Linked DNA regions of Homo sapiens: region 2 is linked to region 1. Evidence: read pairs that join two places in POLR2A ChIA-PET (ENCODE). Cell type or tissue: B cell. All regions are shown on one strand. Each heading gives the region's core, and the rest is flanking DNA. Links, peaks and the distances in the headings are about the cores only.

Region 1 (5,467 bases), core at 429-4,428:
TTATTCATTAGCTATCACTCAACTATTAATTAATTAGTTGTTAATCTAGTTAGGGAAACAGGATGGATATACTTAAATACAATCAAATCAAAGAATTCAAGTCAGTAAATGATAAAGAGAAAATGAGAGTCTGACCTCACTTCTTGGATTGTAAGTTGTCCGAGAAAGGGTGTGAGCTGGGTGCTGGGATTTTAGAGGCAGCTTTCATGTGGGTCTGGAGCCAGAGTGGGCAAATGTGAAGCGGGAGAAGCACCAAGACTGAAGTCACTGAGGCAGGAGGTGCACTACGTGATGTGGGGCTGGTGCCAAGGAGGTAAGAGAGGGAGAAAGTAGAAGTTTGTGCAGGGAATTGTAGGAAAAGCAAGCAGAGGGATGATTATTGATTCCCCTAAAATGCTCAGCCAAGCCTTAACTTTATCTTATTGGTAGTAAGATGATATTGAAGGTGTCTGAGTAAGTGCATTAATTTGCAATGAAAACAAAGTTCAGGCTGGGCGCGGTGGCTCACGCCTCTGATCCCAGTATTTTGGAAGGCTGAGGTGGGTGGATCATGAGGTCAGGAGTTTGAGAGCAGCCTGGCCAACATGGTGAAACCCTGTCTCTACTAAAAATACAAAAATTAGCCGAGTGTGGTGGTGCACGCCTGTAATCCCAGTTACTCTGGAGGCTGAAGCAGGATAATTGCTTAAGCCCGGGGGCAGAGGTTGCAGTGAGCTGAGATTGTGCCACTGTACTCCAGCCTGGATGACAGAGCAAGACTCCGTCTCGGAAAAAAAAAAAAAAGAAAGAAAAGTTCAGGGTATAAATATGCATATTATTTGTTATCACAAGAGCTAATTGTTAACAACATGAGAACAAATGAGTTTTTTTTAAAACCCTAGTAAGATAGGAATGACCTCTTCCTCCTTGATTGCCTGACATAATCCCCACTGCACAGAATTTTTGTGGGACACCTGCCCCACTACTGCACTTATGCGATTCCATGTACATCTGCCAGCAAAAGGCAAACCCCTTTTATGAGAAGGGCAGGTACAGTGTCTCATACAGTTATCAATGTATTCCCAGGTGATATCGTTTGAATATTTGTCCCCACCCAAATCTCATGTTGAATTGTAATCTGCAGTATTGGAGGTGGGGCCTGGTAGGAGGTGATCGGATCATGGGGATGGATTTCTCATGAATGGTTTAGCACCATCTTCTTGGTGCTGCCCTCAAAGGTGATTGGATCGTGGTGATGGATTTCTCATGAATGGTTTAGCACCATCTTCTTGGTGCTGCCCTGAAAAGTGATTGGATCATGGGGATGGATTTCTCATGAATGATTTAGCACCATCTTCTTAGTGCTGTCCTCAGGATAGTGAGTGAGTTCTCACAATATCTGGCTGTTTAAAAGTGTATGGCACCTCTCTCTCTCTCTCTTTCTCTCTCTCTCTCTAGCTAGCTCCTGTTTTCACCATGTGAAGCACCTGCTCCTGCTTTGCCTTCCATCGTGATTGAAAGATTCCTGAGGCTTCACCAGAAGGTGGGCAGGTGCTGGTACCATGCTTCCTATAAAGCCTGCAGAACCATGAGCCCCTTAAACCTCTTTTCTTTTCTTTTTTTTTTTTTTTTTTTTTTTTTTTTGAGAGGGAGTCTCACTCTGTCACCCAGGCTGGAGTGTAGTGGCACGATCTTGGCTCACTGCAACCTCTGCCTCCTGGGTTCAACCGATTCTCCTGCCTCAGCCTCCCATGTAGCTGGGACTACAGGCCACCACACCCGGCTAATTCTTGTACTTTTAGTAGAGATGCAGTTTCACCATGTTGGCCAGGCTAGTCTCGAACTCCTGACCTCGGGTGATCCACCTGCCTCAGCCTCCCAAAGTGCTGGGATTACAGGCATGAGCCACCGCACCCGGCCTCCTCTTTTCTTTATAAATTGCCCAGTCTCAGGTGTTTTTAGCAATGCTAGAATGGCCTAATACATCAGGACTGAGAAAAGTTTTAGTACAGAGAAGCTACTTCATAAATGTTTATTGTGTGTAAGTAGATGAGCAGTTAGTTCGCAAAGCAGCTTCATATGCATTTTATTTCATTTAATTCTTACTTCTGTCCTGTGAAGTAGGTATTATTGGTTTCTAGGGGAGAGATCAAGCCTGGACCTGGGAGGATGCCCATGTTTAGGGAAAAGAAAGCACAAGAAGAAAATGTCAAGAGGCCAGAGAGATAGGACGATAGGCTAGACACTGGCGTCAGGAGCCACCAAAGACGAAGAGAGAAGCAAGAGGAGTTAGGGATCGTGGCGGGCAGACAGGGAGGGAGGAAGGGAGGCTGAAGACAAAATGGCCATGGATCAAGAGCTGAGGTCATGGACAAAGAATGGGGAGGGGCTGCTTCATAAACTAATCATTTGGAGAAATTTGACACTAAGAGGAAAGAGAAGACTGGAGCTAAAAGAAACAAGAGTCAGTCAAAGGTATTTTCACCCCAACCCTTGGACATGTTTACAGACAGAGAGGAGGGACCAACAGAGAGACGAAAGAGCAGGAAGCAGCGTGAGGTGAAATGAAGCTGAAAGGCCCAGTGAGGGTTCAGAAAGGGACCAGACCGCGAAGCTGCAAAGATATTTCAGTTCTCCCTCGTGTACACACACTCTCTCTCTCTCTGTCTCTGTGTGTGTGTGTGTGTGTGTGTGTGTGTGCGTGTGTGACATAAATCCATCAAACCTCAGCAGAGCTTGATCAGTGGTTAGACGCATCTATATCACACAGTTTGCTTAGTCCAAACAGCCATTTCTCCCCAGTTATCGCCAGACGCAGCAATCTCTTTAAAAATATTTTTCCGATCTTAAAAATAGTCTATCCCCCAAGAGAAATCTCTAGCTTCTTGCCTCTCAGATGACAGTCGGCTAGGCCAAAGCTACAGAACCTCACCCAAAATAGATCAAATATTTTAAATGTTTTCTTATTTGCGCCCCTCACAAGTATGCCTGCAATGCAAAGCCAATTATAAGATTGGCTTTTTTATTTTTATTTTTCTGAAATGAGTGAAGTGTGTGTTTTCTGGTTAGGAGGGGAGGCCAGGCCTCACCAAACAGTCTTGGTTGGATTTCAGACAGGCTTCCTTGAGCATGAACGGGAAGAGGAAACGTGCATGGCTGGGTAAGCACGTGCAGACGTGCAGAGCCAAATGGTCTCTCTCAGGACTTGCCATCCTGGAGTCCATCTCTGGTGCCTGTCAGAGCTTCCCCATTAGAACAGCAGTTCTCTAGAGGCACACACCGTGTTTCTGATTATATGAAAGTGACAGTGACAAGATTAGAACAAGGACAGAACCTAACACTAAGCCTTGCAGGTAACAGATGCTCAGATGTTGAGTGAATAAATGAATGAATAAACAAATGAATAGCTGAGAAAACTCTAGCCACAGCTTTGCATGACTCAGATACCCATTGGAGACTGGGAGAAATTTCTGGAAACTTTTTGCTTTCTCTAAGCTTAGAGCAAATCCAACAGCAATGAATATGGGTGGACTGGGAAGGGTGGAACATGGAGACATCCAGTCATCCTCTATAGCTCAGGAAATAAGGAGACAGAGACTTCCTATAGGAAGGCTGAGGGGATGGCCAGTCCTGTTCCATGGAAGTGAGAAACAGTACCATTTATCTCAGGAGCTCCTTCATCTACACTGGGTCTTCTCTGATCATGTCCTCTTTCATTTTGTCAGGTCCTCAGCCTTATTCCGGACCATCAGTGCCCTTCTTCTTCCACCTGCCGCTCCAGGAGACTGGCCCCATCAAAGTGGGTCAGTGCAGGCTCTCATTTCATCTGCACCCTACTGATAAAACAGGTGGCACCAAGTGCTGAGCAGGTGCTAAGCAGGCTGTGGCTTAAGTTATTACTCCTTAAAGAGTGACTATTGATGTTATGGTGTCAAAGCCTTTGTACAAATGTGTGACTAAGCTGAGGACCTCACAGTCAGGGCAGGTCCATTCTCCTGCTAGTTGGGCTGGCCCCAAGTGAGCTACTCTGTTGGCCTGAGGACAAAGAAGCACAGTGGCTTTTCCCGATGTCATAGGAACATCGGAGAAGTAATCTAGAGGACCAGATTGCTAGTTCTCTGGGGGGAGAATGTCTCATTTATATTGCAATTTTTTAAAAAAAACAAAACAACAAAAAGCTTAAGAATAACACAACAAACAGCTGTGTACATACTCTGCAGTGTTAACAGATGTAATTTTTTTTCATAATTGCTTAAGATCCTCTTTTATGCATTGCTGATATATTTTAAATTTCTTAATTTCAAGAGCAGTACCATTCCCCTCTCTCCCTCATGGCCAACAACTATCTTAAATTTGATGTGGTTCTAGTCCATTCTCATATGCATTCTTAAATGATTCATACAAATGGAATAATTCCAATTGCAACCTGCTTCTTTTTTCCCACTCAATATGCTTCTGAGTTTCAGGTACATCTAGGTCATTCATTTTAGCTATTATGTATAATACCCCATCCTATTCCATATATAATATGGTATTAGCTATTATATATTTTTATAATTATACATATATTTATATAATTAGATATTTAGCTATTATGTTATATATCATGGTTTCTGTAGCCTCTCCCCTGTCAATTGCTATTGCAGCATTTTTAACAATGTTTTTACTACTGCAAACAATGCTCGAATGAGCTTCCTTTGACATGTCTCTTGGCTTAAGAGTGTGAGGGCGTCCCAAGAGGATATACCTAGAAATGGGATTACAGAATATAGATGTGCATACTGAAAGTCACTAGATATTGTCAAATCACTCAACAAAGTGAATGCACCAATCTACTTTCCTATCCAAAATGTATAAGAATTTGTACATCATCAACAACGTTTAGTTTTGCGTGATTAAACTTTTTTTTTCTTTACCAATCTGGTTGTCATTGTTTTAACTTGCATTTTTCTGATGACTAATGAAATTGAACATCATTTCAAGGCTTTTGACCTTTGCAGTGTTCTCTAAGTGGACTGTTTATCCTATGCCTATTTTTTATTGGGTTTTCTCTTATACACACACTCTCTCTCTCTGTGTCAGTTGATTTGTAGGCATTCCTTGATAGTCTAGATTTTTTTTTTAAGATGGAGTCTTGCTGTGTTGCCCAGACTAGAGTGCAGAGTGCAGTGGTGTGATCTTGGCTCCCTGCAACCTCCGCCTCCCGGGTTCAAGCAATTCTCCTGCCTCAACCTCTTGAGTAGCTGGGATTACAGGCATGCGCCAACATGCCTAGCTAATTTTTGTATTTTTAGTAGAGACAGCGTTTCACCATTTTGGCCAGGCTGGTCTTGAACTCCTGACCTCAGGTGATCCTCCTGCCTCGGCCTCCCAAAGTACTGGGATTGCAGGTGGGAGCCACCATGTTCTGCCAATAGTCTAGATTCTAATTCTGTGTTTTAAACATTGAAAATGTTCTCTTGGCTTCTCTTTTCCCTTTGTAGATGGT
Region 2 (5,467 bases), core at 626-4,625, 360 kb after region 1:
GAGGATACAAACAAGCGGAAAAACATTCCATCCTCGTGGATAGGAAGAATCAATATCATGAAAATGGCAGTACTGCCCAAAGTAATTTATAGATTCAACACTTTTCCCATCAAACTACCACTGACATTCTTCACAGATTTAGAAAAAACTACTTTAAATTTCATATGGAATCAAAGAAAACCCCGAATAGCCAAGACAATCCTAAGCAGAAGGAACAAAGCTGGAGAGGTATCACACTACCTAACTTCAAACTGTACTACGAGGCTACAGTAACCAAAACAGATATATAGACCAATGCAACAGAACGGAGACCTCAGAAATAATACCACACATCTACAACTATTTGATCTTTGACAAACCTGACAAAAACAAGCAATGGGGAAAGGATTCCCTGTTCAATAAGTGATGCTGGGAAAACTGGCTAGCCATGTGCAGAAAACTGAAACTGGACCCCTTCCTTACACCTTATACAAAAATTAACTGAAGATGGATTAAAGACTTAAATGTAAAACCCAAAACCAGAAAAACTCCAGAAGAAAACCTAGGCAATACCATTCAGGACATAGGCATGGGTAAAGACTTCATGACAAAACACCAAAAGCAATTGCAACAGAAGCCAAAATTGACAAATGGGATCTAATTATACTAAAGAGCTTCTGCATAGCAAAAGAAACCAGCATCAGAGTGAACAGGCAACCTACAGAATGGGAGAAAATGTTTGCAATCTACCCATCTGACAAAGGTCTAATATCCAGAATTTACATGGAACTTAAACATATTTACAAGAAAAAAACAGACAACCCCATCAAAAAGTGGGCAAAGGATATGAAGACGCTTCTCAAAAGAAGACATTCATGCAGCCAACAAGCATATGTAAAAAAGCTCAATGGTTGGGTGTGGTGGCTCACGCCTATAATCCCAGCACTTTGGGAGGCCAGGGTGGGTGGATCACGAGGTCAGAATATCGAGACCATCCTGGCCAACATGAAACCCCATCTCTACTAAAATACAAAAAATTAGCCGGGGTGTGGTGGCGCACGCCTGTAGTCCCAGCTACTCGGGAGGCTGAGGCAGGGGAGTTGCTTGAACCCGGGAGGCGGAGGTTGCAGTGAGCCAAGATTGCACCACTGCACTCCAGCCTGGCAACAGAGCAAGTCTCCGTCTAAAAAAAAAAAAAAAACTCAACATCACTGATCACACTGATCATCAGAGAAACGTAAATCAAAACCACAATGAGATACCATCTCACATCAGTCAGAATGGCAATTACTAATAAGTCAAGAAACAATAGATGGCTGGGTAGGCTGCAGAGAAATAAGAATGCTTTTACTCTGCTGGTGGGAGTGTAAATTAGTTCAACCATTGTGGAAGACAGTATGGCGATTCCTCAAGGATCTAGAACCAGAACTACCATTTGACCCAGCAATCCCATTACTGGGTATATACCCAAAGGAATATAAATCATTCTACTATAAAGACACATGCACACATATGTTTATTGCAGCACTGTTTACAATAGCAAAGACATGGAACCAACCCAAATACCCATCAGTGATAGACTGGATAAAGAAAATGTGGCCATATACACCATGGAATACTATGCAGCCATAAAAAGGAATGGGATCTGCCAGGCACGGTGGCTCACGCCTATAATCCCAGCTCTTTGGGAGGCCAAGGTGGGTGGATCACAAGGTCAGGAGTTTGAGACCAGCCTGGCCAATATGGTGAAACCCCGTCTCTACTAAAAATACAAAAATTAGCCAGGTGTGGTGGTGAGTGCCTGTAGTCCCAGCTACTCGGGAGGCTGCGACAGGAGAATTGCTTGAACCCAGGAGGCAGAGGTTGCAGTGAGCCGAGATGGCACCACTGCACTCCAGCCTGGGCAACAGAGTGAGACTCCATCTCAAAAAAAAAAAAAAAAAAAAAAAAAAAACGAAAAAAAAAAACAAAACAACAAGGCATTTGTAAACTGTCATGGCCCTGGTGGGAGTGTAGCAGTGAGGATGATCAGAGATCACTCTCATGGTCATCTTGGTTTTGTTCCTCAGAAAATTAAATGTCAGAAGACCAAGAAGCTCAAGAGGATGAATTGCTGGCCCCAGTGAGTATTTACGATGGAGATGAATTTAGAAAAGCAGTCTGTCCAAGGTGGAGAAACCAGGATCTATTTGGATTTGCCATAGAATTTCAAGATGTTTGTGAGCGCTATCTGCTCTATGGGAAGAACACCCTGGCAGCGTGATCCCGTTTGCCTGGATGCAATTTCTTAAGGAAGAGACCCTAGTATACCTGAATATTGTCTCTCCTTTTGAGCTCAAGATTGATTCTCAGAAAAAAAGTGCAGAGAAGGACAGCTCAAGCCTCTCCCAACACAGAGCTAGATTTTGGAGGAACTTCTGGATCTGATACAGACCAAGAGGAAACTGTGGATGAGACAGCTGTGTGCAGGATGTGGAATCATTGTTAAATATGATCCAGGAAATCTTGGACTTTGATCAAGCTCAGCAGATAAAATGCTTTAATAGTAATTTGTTCCTGTGCAATATCTGTTTCTGTAAGAAGCTGGGTAGTGAATGCATGTACTTCTTGGAGTGCAGGCATGTGTACTGCAAAGACTGTCTGAAGGACTACTTTGAAATCCAGATCAGAGATGGCCAGGTTCAATGCCTCAACTGCCCAGAACCAAAGTGCCCTTCAGTGGCCACTACTGGTCAGGTCAAAGAGCTAGTGGAAGCAGAGTTATTTGCCTATTATGACTGCCTTCTCCTCCAGTCCACCTTGGACCTGATGGCAGATGTGGTGTACTGCCCCCACGCATGCTGCCAGCTGCCTGTGATGCAGGAGCCTGGCTACATCATGGGTATCTGCTCCAGCTGCAATTTTGCCTTCTGTACCTTGTGCAGGTTGACCTACCATGGGGTCTCTCCATGTAAGGTGACTGCAGAGAAATTAATAGACTTACTAAATGAATACCTGCAAGCAGATAAGGCCAATAAAAGACTTTTGGAACAAAGGTATGATAAGAGGGTGATTCAGAAGGCACTGGAAGAGATGGAAAGTAAGGAGTGGCTAGAGAAAAACTTCAAGAACTGACCATGTTGTGGAACTCCCATAGAGAAATTAGATGGATATAACAAGATGACATGTACTGGCTGTATGCAATATTTCTGTTGGATTTGCATGAGTTCTCTCTCTAGAGCAAACCCTTACAAACATTTCACTGATCCTGCTTCAACATGTCTTAAACAGCTGTTTTATGCTGTGGATGTTGATGAAGATATTTGGGAAGATGAGATTGAAGACTAGTTAACTACTGCTCAAGATATGGAAGTGGATTGGTTTTCCCTAATCTTTTGTCAAGTACACAAAGTAACCCTGCAGGATATTTAGGGTACTACTCATTCAGTCTTCCTGTGTAGAAGATATGGAAGAACAAGATTTATATTTTCATGTGGTACTACTGAAGAGGGTGCATTCATACATTTTTTAATGCAAGTTGAGAAAAATTATAAGCCAAGGGTTCAGAAAATGAAACTACAGAATATTAAATATTATAATGTGTCCAAAGCTCTGAATAGTTAAAAATTAAATATTTATTGCCTTCCCCAAGCTTTACATAAGGAGAAGAGGGGTCAAGAGTTAAACTTACAGACCCTTTGTCTCTGAGAAGCTTCCCTCTAAGACATTCTGTTGGAGTTCCCTCAGTACTACTCCTTACAACTGGGGTAGGTAGAAGCCTTATGAAAATTATACTGAGAATCTGATCTCATTTACTCCATGTTAATCACATTCTTACCAACCTAAATTTCTGCCAAGTCAGTTCTCTCTGGAGGAAGCCCTTTACTCTGTAACTGACTGGATGGTCCAGTGTCATTTTGACCTGCTTTTCAGAATGGAAATTTATAATAATTTAAAAATATGTTTTAATACCACAAACGCTATGGGGCACTTGATATTTATTAATGGTGTATATGCTCCACTGGTTTCAGGGCAAATCTAGAATTTAGTGATACTGGCTCAGAAGAATTTAAGTTCTATTCAACTTTCCTGGGTGTTAGAGCCTAGATTCAAAATGACTTGTCTTCGCTACTTTTGTTCCACATTCTCTCTCTTTACCTTTGCCCTACCTTCTGTTTGTAAGGACAGTCTTAATATTAATTCCAGCAACACATGTTTTTATTTCCTCTGCTGGAATAGGAGAAAGCTTAATAATATATTAATTTAATATAATATAATCATATTATTCATATATTCATCCCAAGCTGAATGTTCTTGAATTATCTGCATTTACCACTGTATATGCATATAGTGACAGTATAACCTGTCTATACCACTGTAGTTCCAGTCCTAATTTTCTGAATTATTTTTAAAGGTCTTCTCTAACAAGCTATGGGAATTTGGCTTCATACTCTTTTTTTGCAACAGCAGTGTTTTGGGTGATAATTTTGAATTGATAACTGTTCCTTTTTCTGGGTTTTGTTGGCCTTTTGAAAAATTGTCTTTCGTTATCGTTGGTGGGTGGCTTAGAAGCAAAGTAAAATTTTTTGGAAAAGAGAACAGAAAATTGAACTGCAGCTTGAGAACATATTGTTTTTTTCCTACTTTGTCATTGAAAATTGAAGAATTGCTTTTAACTGTTTTAGGTGTGTGTGTCCAGAGTGAGCAAGGACTATGTTTTTGGATTGTCAAAGAGGATGCTTAATCTTAAAAATAAAAATAAATTTAAAAATCATCTTGTAATTAGAAAAAAAAGGAATGAGATCATGTCTTTTCCAGGGACGTGGATGAAGCTGGAAGCCATCATCTTCAGCAAACTTAATACAGGAACAGAAAACCAAACACCACATGTTTTCACTCATAAGTGGGAGTTGAACAGTGAGAACACATGGACACATAGAGGGGAAAATCACACACCAGGGCCTGTTGCGGGGTGAGGGGTGAGGGGAGGGAACATAGAGGATGTGTCAATAGGTGCAGCAAACCACCATAGCACACATATACCTATGTAACAAACCTGCACGTTCTGCACATGTATCCTGGCTTTTTTTAGAAGAAATAAAGGAAACAAAAATTAAAAAAAAAATTCTCAAAGGAAGTAAAAATATGTATTTAAATTAATGGAAATGAAACTATAATATATTAAAATAAGTGAGATATAGCTAAAGCAGTACTGATACAGAAATTTATAGAACTAACTGCATATGCTAAAAAATGAGAAAACATCTGAAATCAATAATCTAAGCTCCCACCTCAGGGACCTATAAAAAGAAAAGCAAATAAACTCAAAGCAAGCAGAAAGAAGATAATAAAGATAAGAGCAGAAATTAATAAAATTAAAAACAGAAAAATGACACAGAAAATCAGTGAAACAACTGGTTGTTTGAACAGATCAATAAAATTGACAAACTTCTATTAATACTGACAAATAAAGAAAAAAAGACATAAATTACTAACATGAGGAATGAAA

The links. ChIA-PET counts read pairs that join two places held together with the same protein. Peaks named below come from ENCODE experiments on the same cell type or tissue, not always from the same donor. Only the 100,000 strongest peaks of a DNase experiment are listed, where the experiment ranks them.
Region 2: POLR2A ChIA-PET joins it to region 1 with 7 read pairs; 2 of 35 experiments call an interaction of 5 or more read pairs at or near these places.

The regions. Positions count from the first base shown.
Region 1 is chr7:134,764,547-134,770,013 of GRCh38, forward strand. All of the region lies in intron 1 of LOC124901750 (a long non-coding RNA gene), which reads right to left. It also overlaps a transcript of CALD1 not described here. Among named protein-coding and RNA genes, the nearest start is that of CALD1, 12 kb to the right of the region's middle. In B cell, for the core only: no CTCF peak of the experiment used is centred there; DNase peaks (open chromatin) are centred at 2,645 and 3,105; H3K27ac peaks cover 2,316 bases.
Region 2 is chr7:135,126,387-135,131,853 of GRCh38, forward strand. The region is part of intron 16 of AGBL3 (AGBL carboxypeptidase 3); the gene reads left to right. It also overlaps a transcript of CYREN not described here and the pseudogene RNF14P4. Among named protein-coding and RNA genes, the nearest start is that of TMEM140, 19 kb to the right of the region's middle. In B cell, for the core only: no CTCF peak of the experiment used is centred there; no DNase peak of the experiment used is centred there.